Linked DNA regions of Homo sapiens: region 1 is linked to region 2. Evidence: chromatin loops called from intact Hi-C (ENCODE). Cell type or tissue: ascending aorta. All regions are shown on one strand. Links, peaks and the distances in the headings refer to the core of each region. The heading gives the core; the rest is flanking DNA. Region 1 overlaps APBB2 (amyloid beta precursor protein binding family B member 2). Region 2 has its middle 110 kb from the start of UCHL1.

Region 1 (4,392 bases), core at 180-4,179, 450 kb after region 2:
TTCTAAGGCCACCTCATTCTCTGAGCCTGGGAATCATGATGTTAGCAGTGTTTTACAGTATGTCATAGCTTAAATTAAGCAGCATGGATTTCTTTTTTTCCAGAGAAATTTAAAGTGGGAAATGTCTGGCAATAAACTGGTTATTAATGAGGATGCATTAAAATGTAGATAGCACCTGATGACGTGAGAAATGCACCTGATGATGTGAGAAAGTTTTCACGTAACTTCCAGATAGGTGACCGTGAGGACATGTGTAAAGAAGTTCCTATATGTTAATGGGGGTGTTTGTCGCCTCCTCTTATGGACAAAACAAGCCTTGAAACAATTTTTCACTGGTTATATTTAGTAAGTGCATGTGCGTGCCTGTGTAGATTTTTTACTTAACGTAGAATGAATTACTGTCCCTTTTTCTTTACTCTGGAGCACATTTACGTAAAGCACTTGCCAGTTCAGACTTATTTAGTGGTTCAGCCACAATGGAAAGGATGCCTCTTGAGTTTATCTTACCAGCCTTCCTTTCCTTGTACCCCTGGTGAAAGCCCAGTCTGTTCTCAACCTCCAGAGGCCTGCTTGAAAAGACTTCAGCTTTAGTCACAGGGGTTTTATACTAGCTAAAAAAGAAAAAGAAAAAGAAACTCACCTCAAGGCTCTATATAAATGTAAAAATGGAAATTGCAGCCAGGCATGGTGGCTTATGCCTGTAATCCCAGCACTCTGGGAGGCCGAGGTGGGAGCATTGCTTGAGCCCAGGAGTTTGAGACCTGCCTGAACATAGTGAGACCCTGTCTCTGTTAAAAAAAACAAAAACAAACAAACAAAAAAAAAAACAGAGAAAAAATAAGGAAGGAGGGAGGGAGGGAGGGAGGAAGGAAGGAAGGAAGGAAGTCGTCCGAAAGAAGGAAGGAAGGAAGGAAAAAGAAAGAAAGCTGCCCCCATTTTACAGGAAAACATAGCTCCTTTGCATGCTCCTTGAGTTCCTCTGCTGCTTCTCCCCCCAGTGTTCGTGTTGTTATTGAGAGAGTGACAAGGACTGCCAAAAATGGGGATTGCCACAGAATCTGGCCTGCTGCCATTAACGGCATTAAAGCACTCTTACTGTCCAAGAGATAGGCTGTGGGTAAATAGTGTAGTGCCTATAAAACATTTTCCCCCAAATCTTTTAACTTAAAAAGTTAATACTGGGGACAAAATTGACACAGATAGCTCAGAGGTTCCCCAGTGGCACTCAAGCATGTGTTGGTGTGGCATTGCCTGCAAAACACCTTCACATTCCTATGGAGTTCTTTGTGGGCCTCTCTCTTTGAAAGATGTCTGTAGAGATGAGCTTGGCCAGTGCTCAGTAACTGTGTACTAGCCAGTGTGGGGATGTGCTAGTTCAAGCTAGTCCCTTTCCCACTAGATTAAGCTGCATAGAATTATGATAGAGTGGTTTGGCCAGCACTGGGATACGTCACATTGTAAATAAGTGAAAATATTCATAATATTGTGTTCTGTTTTATGTGCTAAAGTGTGAACTGCCATCCTCTCCTTCAAAAGCAATGTGAGAAATGGGAAGCTGTATTGCATTGTCATGGAATAAGTTTCACAGAGATTGCGTTTTGCATGTGGAATTATAACCTAGATACAGAATAAACCTGAGTCTCTGGTCCATTCATCTCTGTTAAAACAAGAAGGTTCATAGGGAGAGTTAACTGATCACTCTGTTTTTAAACCTTTGCCCTGTGGATAAAAAGCACACAGCACCCTTGGTAGAGGATTCCTTGTTTTAACATCTCTTTTTCTTAAGAAGTTCACCATTACTGTTCTGCAAATACTCCTCATCATTCCAAAGCTTCTACTTCTTTGATATCCTGTAGAAGGGCAACTCTTGGTTGATATTTTCCCAACTCATTCAAATACTTTAAGATAACCCATTCCCTCTCTGATAAAATTGACCTCAACTCCCTCTACCTTTATAATTCACAGAACTCATGTTGCTTTAATTATTTTTGGTGTTTTTTTCTCTGGATAGTCTAAATTTTCTCATTGGATGAAAAAAATTCATTGAGAGATCTTAAGTACTGGTTATCTGCTTAGCACTTACCTAGGTATTGTGGGATATGAAAAAAATACACATGGGGACCCTGACCTCAGTGGCTTGTCAGGGGACCGTAGCAGGTGGTGGGATGAGTACTGTGGACAGAGGACCCCACTGTTCACCCGTCTCTGCTGCTTCCAGCCCGGGAGACCTTGGGCAAGTCACTTCCCTTTCTTTGATGGGCCTCATCCATCAAGCTGAAGACAAGAAATCTTGGAGTTCAGCTCTAAAAGCCAGGTTCTGGGGCTAGCTGGGGAGCTGGAGTTCACTTAGAGAATAGCAGAATATGAAGGTGAAGAGATGAGCTACCATCTGCAGTTGGAGTTCAGATTTGGGATCAATAAACTTCTGCAGGGCCTCAAATCACTAGACCCACCCCAGGTCCATTCAGAAGACAGTCCCAGTTGTCCCACAGGTGGCAGTAATGAGCCGCAGTCAACACAGCACAGGAGTTGCCGCCCTGACTTGACCCTGAGTGAGAGCCCTGGCCACTTGAGGAAGCCTGCAGAAGTCTGCGGTGCAGCAGAGCCCAGGGACGTGGTATCATGGCCTGCAGGCTGTGTAGGCTGCATGATACGAAGTCCTCCCCTCTTCCCTCTGACCTTCCCCACCACAGACTCCACACTCAGGTCTCCCGTTCACTGCATACTTCTGCCCCGTCACCATCTCAAGGCTTCACAACAGGATCTCACCTGCGGTTGCTTCTCTTGGAATTTTGGGAATCCATTGCCTCGCAACATCCTCTGGGTCCCTCCTTGTTTTTGTGTGATCACCAGGGTCGGTCAGTCATGCTCGCTCTCAGAATAGTTTCTAGTTTCTGGACCTCCTGGGCTTCCTTCAGTTTCTCCCTGTCTGTCTTTCCTGGTGGCCACGTACACACAGGGTAAGACATGATTGCACAGAGACACGGGTATGTTACCTACTTGGAACAAAATCCAACCACATAAGTCTACATGGGCCAAATTGTTTCTTTCAAAGGGAAACATATCTTCTTGCATTTTGAAAATCGCAGCTCAGCCAATACTGAGGAACAGTTGCCAATCTCCATGTGCAGAACGGGTGGGAAGTGACTATCTTAGGAACATGACACATGCTTCTGGAACAGGCTTGCCAATGACAGCATCCACTTTTTGCCTTCTTGTGAGCAGAAGCCACAAGGGAGCACTTCATTCTGTCTGTCTGTCTGTCTGTCTGTCTTCAGGTCTAGCCTGAGAGATGTCTCCTCCTCAGATACCTTCTCAGCTCTGGGGTTAGGTTTCTAGCCTTAATTCCAGTCTGTGGCTGACTGTGGTCTCCTTTTTCATGTCTCAGCTCTGTGCACATACATTCCTCCCCGTAGGAATTCATCATATCTAATTTACAGCAAATTCTTTAGAACAACTACCTAAAATGTTTTCTCTTCTGCAATTACCATGCCTATCTTGGCAGAGAGTTTCTTTGTATTTACTTCACCTTTGCATTACACACTGAGTTCCAGTCGGTCAGGGACCATTTCCCTGAGTGTTGGGCAGTTACCAAAGAAACTCTTTAAAGACAGACTTCACTCACACAGGGCCCAGGACCCTGCAGTGCCAGCTCCACTCCCTCAAGGCAGAGCTTCCTTCTTATTAGTCACAACTCTGGCTAATGCTCTCAGGACTTGGATTTACTCATTCGTGAAATGAGATGGCCGGGTTCCGGGGTCCCAGAGCCCTTGTGTTCTGGGTCTCCATGCTGTGGTTAAATGCTCCTCCCCCGAGAGCACAGTGCAGAATCCCAGGAGTCAGCCTGGAGAGCTCAGACTTCATAAATCTTCTCTCTGGGGTTGGGAACAGCCGTGCTTTTAATTGAAGTCTTTGTAGGTCTTTGCACGTTATGAACTCACTGAGTTCATTTCAGACACTTTGCAAAAAGTTGCAGACTTTTCATTTCTTGGTGACTGGTACAGTAAAACCTTTCTTAGAAAACAACAGTGAAAAGTGAAATTAGCCCTGAAGATAGTTATCAGTAACTTTTACTGAGTACCAGGTATTGTTTTAAGGCCAACTTCGCAGATATACATTCATTTAACACTCACTAGGATCAGGCTCTGCGCTCCGGGGCTGAGGATACTGCAGACCAAGTCCCTGCCTTTGTGTAACGTACATTCCAGGGTGTGGAGAGAGAACCACACAAGTGGAATAAAAGTACATCAGGTGAAAAGACTTACTATGGAGAAAAACAGCAGGGAAGAGTGTGAGCGAGTGCCAGGAGGAGTAGCAGCTTTAAGTAATCAGGGAGGCTTCCCAGAAGGTGACACTGAGTACGAGATGAGAGAGGGAAGCAGGTAGATTGGG
Region 2 (4,392 bases), core at 210-4,209:
TCAGGCCTGCCAGTCTTAACATGGGTGAAATTTATTGAAACAGGCACAGTAGAGAACTTCAAACTGGGACGGGGGCAGCAGATACCTGTGTTACACAAAGACTAAACAGAATACCATACGCAAAGAACTAACGGTGCCTGGCAGGGAGGCACCCTAAATCCACATTTTCCTTCCCCTTGTTTATAATCATTCCAGTCTGGATCTCAGCATCAAGGACTATTTGAATCCAGTGGGGGAGTCAGGTTCCAATCAAGGAGAAAAAGACTGGGGAAATAGACGTGAAGTGAAAGGGAGTAAAAATGGTTCCACCCACTGATGATGGTTCATTGGGCTCCTGTAATGATTTTTCATCATGGTCCTAACCACCCTACTGACAATTATCTTTTAAAACATATTGAAAGGGTTCCAGTTTCAGAGAATGTGCTTGGGAGCCATATGGATGAAATTGTTTCCTCGCAACTAACGGTGCTATGTATATAGAAGATGCTCAATAAACAGCATATTGAACCATTAAGGGAATGAAGAGAGAGAAGGAGAGAGGCAGGTCACCTGCTTGGTTAGGTAGTTACTTGGGACCATGATCTTTTTAGAAGTTTCGCTTTTACTTCTAAAGGGTCCCAAATACTAACTCTGCAAAGGTACTTTTTCCAATAAGTAAATATATACGGAGCAGCTGTTAAGGATAAGGCAGCGGGACACAGCAGTCACCAGTCCAAGCTCTGGAACCAGTTTGCCTGGGTTCAAATCCCAGCTCTGCCACTGATTATCTGTGTGGCTTCAAGCATATCACTTACCATTTCCGTGCTTCCATTTTCCCATCTGTAAAACGGCCATAAACAGTGCTTGCTTGAGAAGTATCTTATATATCAGGCACTGTGCTGGGTGTTTGTTCTATACACAATATACCACCTCATGCAAGCACCTACACTACCACTCAAGCAAGCTCCTAGACTACCGCTTGTACATGGTAAGTGTTCCAGAAGTGTGTTTGCTGTTATTTTTATTTGGCACTGAACTAGCCATTTTTATCACTATTATCACACTCTGTCAACTCTAACAGCATAATGAATCAGGCTTCTACTTGTCACTGGCCCCTCCTATTTATGACATCTTGCATGGTCCCTTAGGGAAAAAGGTGGCAACCTCATCTGTTGGCTGATGACAACATTCAGCTCCACAGGCAACTTTTTTTTTAATTTTCCATAGGAAAAGAAGAGGGGATGCTATTTCTCAGTGCTCCCATTGGGTCATGACAATTAACAGTCACAGCCGTGGCCATTTATTGATACCATGGATACCAGCTACTAGTCAGTTATTTTGGGTTTTTTTCCTTTAAAAATACCTGTCTAATAAGAACTCATACAGGTGACCACTATAATAAAAATTCTTCCATTTCTTTTTAGATTCACTATCATTGGAAGTGCTCTATCTTTCCCTCATCCTAAGAAGTGGGAATTAGCTAGACTTCTATAACAGGTGAAAGAGAGGTTTGCTTTGACTTAGGGAAAGAAAGAGAAGGTGAGAGCCCTAAGGCCGAATGCTGGGGGCATGTTTATTTAAAGAAAAGAGATGTCTGCTCTCCCGCCTTGCAGCCAGGAACTCCAACGAGCCCTGACCCAGTCTAACTTGAGGGGAGGGTTAGCACCCTAAAGAATATCTTCACCCAAGGGCCAACAGAGAAATCACCCTCCGAGTGTCCAATCACTGACTGTCTCCAGGCAACTATTGGGTAAACTGCTTTTTTTAATCACTACAAAACACACACACACACACACACTTTGCTTCCTGTCAGGGCAGCAACAGAGTCTATTTTCTCTGCCACAGCCAAGTCCAAGTGCCAATCAGGCAACCGTAGCTGGGCACAGACTCACTGAGAAAGCGCTCAGGCAGTGGGGAAATGTGGCTGTGAGGCCCTAGTGAGGAACAGCCTGGCTGAAACAAGGAGGGAACAGGGTGATGACTAAGACGCAGTCCTTGGCCACAGGGCTCTGGGGTTCACCAAAGGAGGCAAATCCCCCCACCACACACACACACAAAAAAAATTCGTGATAGTAAAATACAGCAACTTTTCTAAAAAAAAGGCAAAAACTGAGGCTCAGGTGTGTACAAAGAAGGGAAGGATTAATGAGCTTAGAGGAATCAGGGACCATGCTGCAGAGGCAGTCGGGTTTAAGCTCTATCTTGAAAGGATTTGTCCCTGGAGAAGTGGAGAAGGGGCATTCCAGGTTGTGGCTACCCCAATAGCCATTCTCCCCTTTTTCCTGAGGAATACAACTCAAGAATATTATCTGAGCATTACTCCTGCCTGGGGTAAAAGATCCTTCTCCAGAGTCTCTCCTATATACAGAAAGGGCCATGTTCCTGAAGTTCTGGGCAATAAAATAGTAGCCAGTATGTCAGAAAGGGTTTCCCAGAAGCCACCTTATATGGGAAGGATGCACTCTTCACTTTCCTTGCCTCCATCCAGCTTCCTGGAAAGGTGATGTGATCACGACTCTCCAGCAGCCATGTTAGACTGGGAAGATGGGGGAGGGGGTCTAAGAATGGTAGTTCAAGTGTTGAAAGGAATCTCAGTCAAGGACCTCCAGGGTTTACAATTTATGAGGATCCCAAAGGGCACCTGGCTTTAGTAGTTTATAAAGCCCCCTCTTTTGGAAGAATTTGGGAAAAGTTCCCAAATGAGAAGACATCTGTGGGTCACCACCCTAAGTCTCACACAAAATGGCTCTCTTCCCTCACTGAAAAGCAAGCAGGTTTCCCGCAGCCCCTTCCTGCTAAGAGTGGAGTACAGCCTCTACAGCCTCTATTTTGTCCAAGAATTTTAATCCAGAGTCTAGGCTCAAACACAAATCCCAAAGTCCTCTCCGCATTTTTCTTAGAAGAGTTCTTATCTGTGCCTCAGATGTAAAATGGACAGTGGATCATCATGCAAACTCTGAGTGGCCTGCAAGGAATATTCAAGAACTTCCGAGGCAGGTACCTTCACCCCCTGCCCTACCACCAACACATATCTACCTTCAATAGACCTAGAGAAATTTAAGAGTGTTTCTACCCTACCTTGTTTCAAAACACAATCATAATAAAAGTATGTGTAGCATCCAACGCAAGCCCTTTTCTCAATAAATCATCATCAATCAAATTCTCCTGCTTAGAATTCTTCCGTGGTCTTAGCTTAAATCTTATTTTCACTAAGAATCCTTGTCTTTTTAAAGAGTGCTTTTCTCTTAATCCCCCCTGCCCCATTCTTTGTCTTCATAGTATGTATTCCAAATCGTAATTATATATGTATTGTTTAATCTCTCTGTCCCCCTGCCACATTGTATATTTCATGAGGGCAGGAAGTATGTTTATTTTGTTCATTACCTAACACCATGCCTAACACTATGCTGCACATTGTTGGAGCTCAGTAAACACTTTTCAGGAAATAATTTTTGAAAGCACACTTTCACACATTAAAATATTAATGCTTATTTTTGCCACTGTTTATACTGAAGCAAACTTACAAATGAGTGATAGCCAAGTCTCCCAAATAATTATTTTCATATTTTAACAATTTGACTGAGCTTATTGTCGCTTTCATTCCATTTCAATTGGAATAAGATATTCAATTAAAATAAAATAATTGTTCAAAATATTTTTTAAACACTTCTGAGGGGAGAAAAAGATAGCTATGTACTCATTGCAATAAATATAACTTCAGTTCCTCACTTGGTGCAGACCCATTTGGTGAACATACTTGGCAAAAAAATAAGGCTGAGGAATTTTTTTTAACAGTTTTCAGTCATGGAAATGAAAAAGCTACAAGTCCTTCTGTTCTTGACCTTGATTTCTTTTTTTTTTTTTTTTTTTTATGATGGAGTCTCGCACTGCCGCCCAGGCTGGAGTGCAGTGGCGCGATTTTGGCTCACTGCAAGTTCCGCCTCCCAGGTTCACACCATTCTCCTGTTTCAGCGTTCCGAGTAGCTGGGACTACAGGTGCCTGCCACCACGCCCGGATGATTTTTCTTTCCTTTTTTTTTTTTTTTTTTTTTTGGATTTTTAGTAGAGACAGGGTTTCACTGTGTTAGCCAGAATGGTCTGGATCTCCAAACCTCATGATCCACCAGCCTTGGCCTCCCATAGTGCTGGGATTACAGGCGTGAGCCACCGCACCTAGCCGACCTTGATTTTAAAAGCAAGTGCAGGTGTATTCCTCCATGGCCTCCTAATGGGCTATCTAGGGGTGAATGGGTGGGGCAGTCCCTAACTTACACTGACCAGGAGGCCAAGCTGCAGCCTCCAACAGCCACACTAGAGTAACTCTCACAGGCAAAATGCAGGACAGTGGAAACATGGAGCTTTCCCAACCTAACCAATATTTTATTCTTAAGGTCTCAGCATAGAGCACAGTTT

Evidence for each region. Hi-C counts contacts between places; a loop is a spot of excess contacts. Peaks named below come from ENCODE experiments on the same cell type or tissue, not always from the same donor. Only the 100,000 strongest peaks of a DNase experiment are listed, where the experiment ranks them.
Region 1: a loop joins it to region 2, with 2.7 times the contacts of the local background. A loop is called at or near these places in 1 of 110 quality-filtered maps.

Annotation. Positions count from the first base shown.
Region 1 is chr4:40,915,195-40,919,586 of GRCh38, reverse strand. All of the region lies in intron 10 of APBB2 (amyloid beta precursor protein binding family B member 2), which reads left to right. Among named protein-coding and RNA genes, the nearest start is that of NSUN7, 170 kb to the right of the region's middle. In ascending aorta, for the core only: a CTCF peak has its summit at 2,482 (motif pointing right); DNase peaks (open chromatin) are centred at 1,056, 2,546, 3,146 and 3,710; H3K4me3 peaks cover 1,467 bases; H3K27ac peaks cover 3,944 bases.
Region 2 is chr4:41,367,325-41,371,716 of GRCh38, reverse strand. It overlaps a transcript of LIMCH1 not described here. Among named protein-coding and RNA genes, the nearest start is that of UCHL1, 110 kb to the right of the region's middle. In ascending aorta, for the core only: no CTCF peak of the experiment used is centred there; a DNase peak (open chromatin) is centred at 1,886; H3K27ac peaks cover 2,795 bases.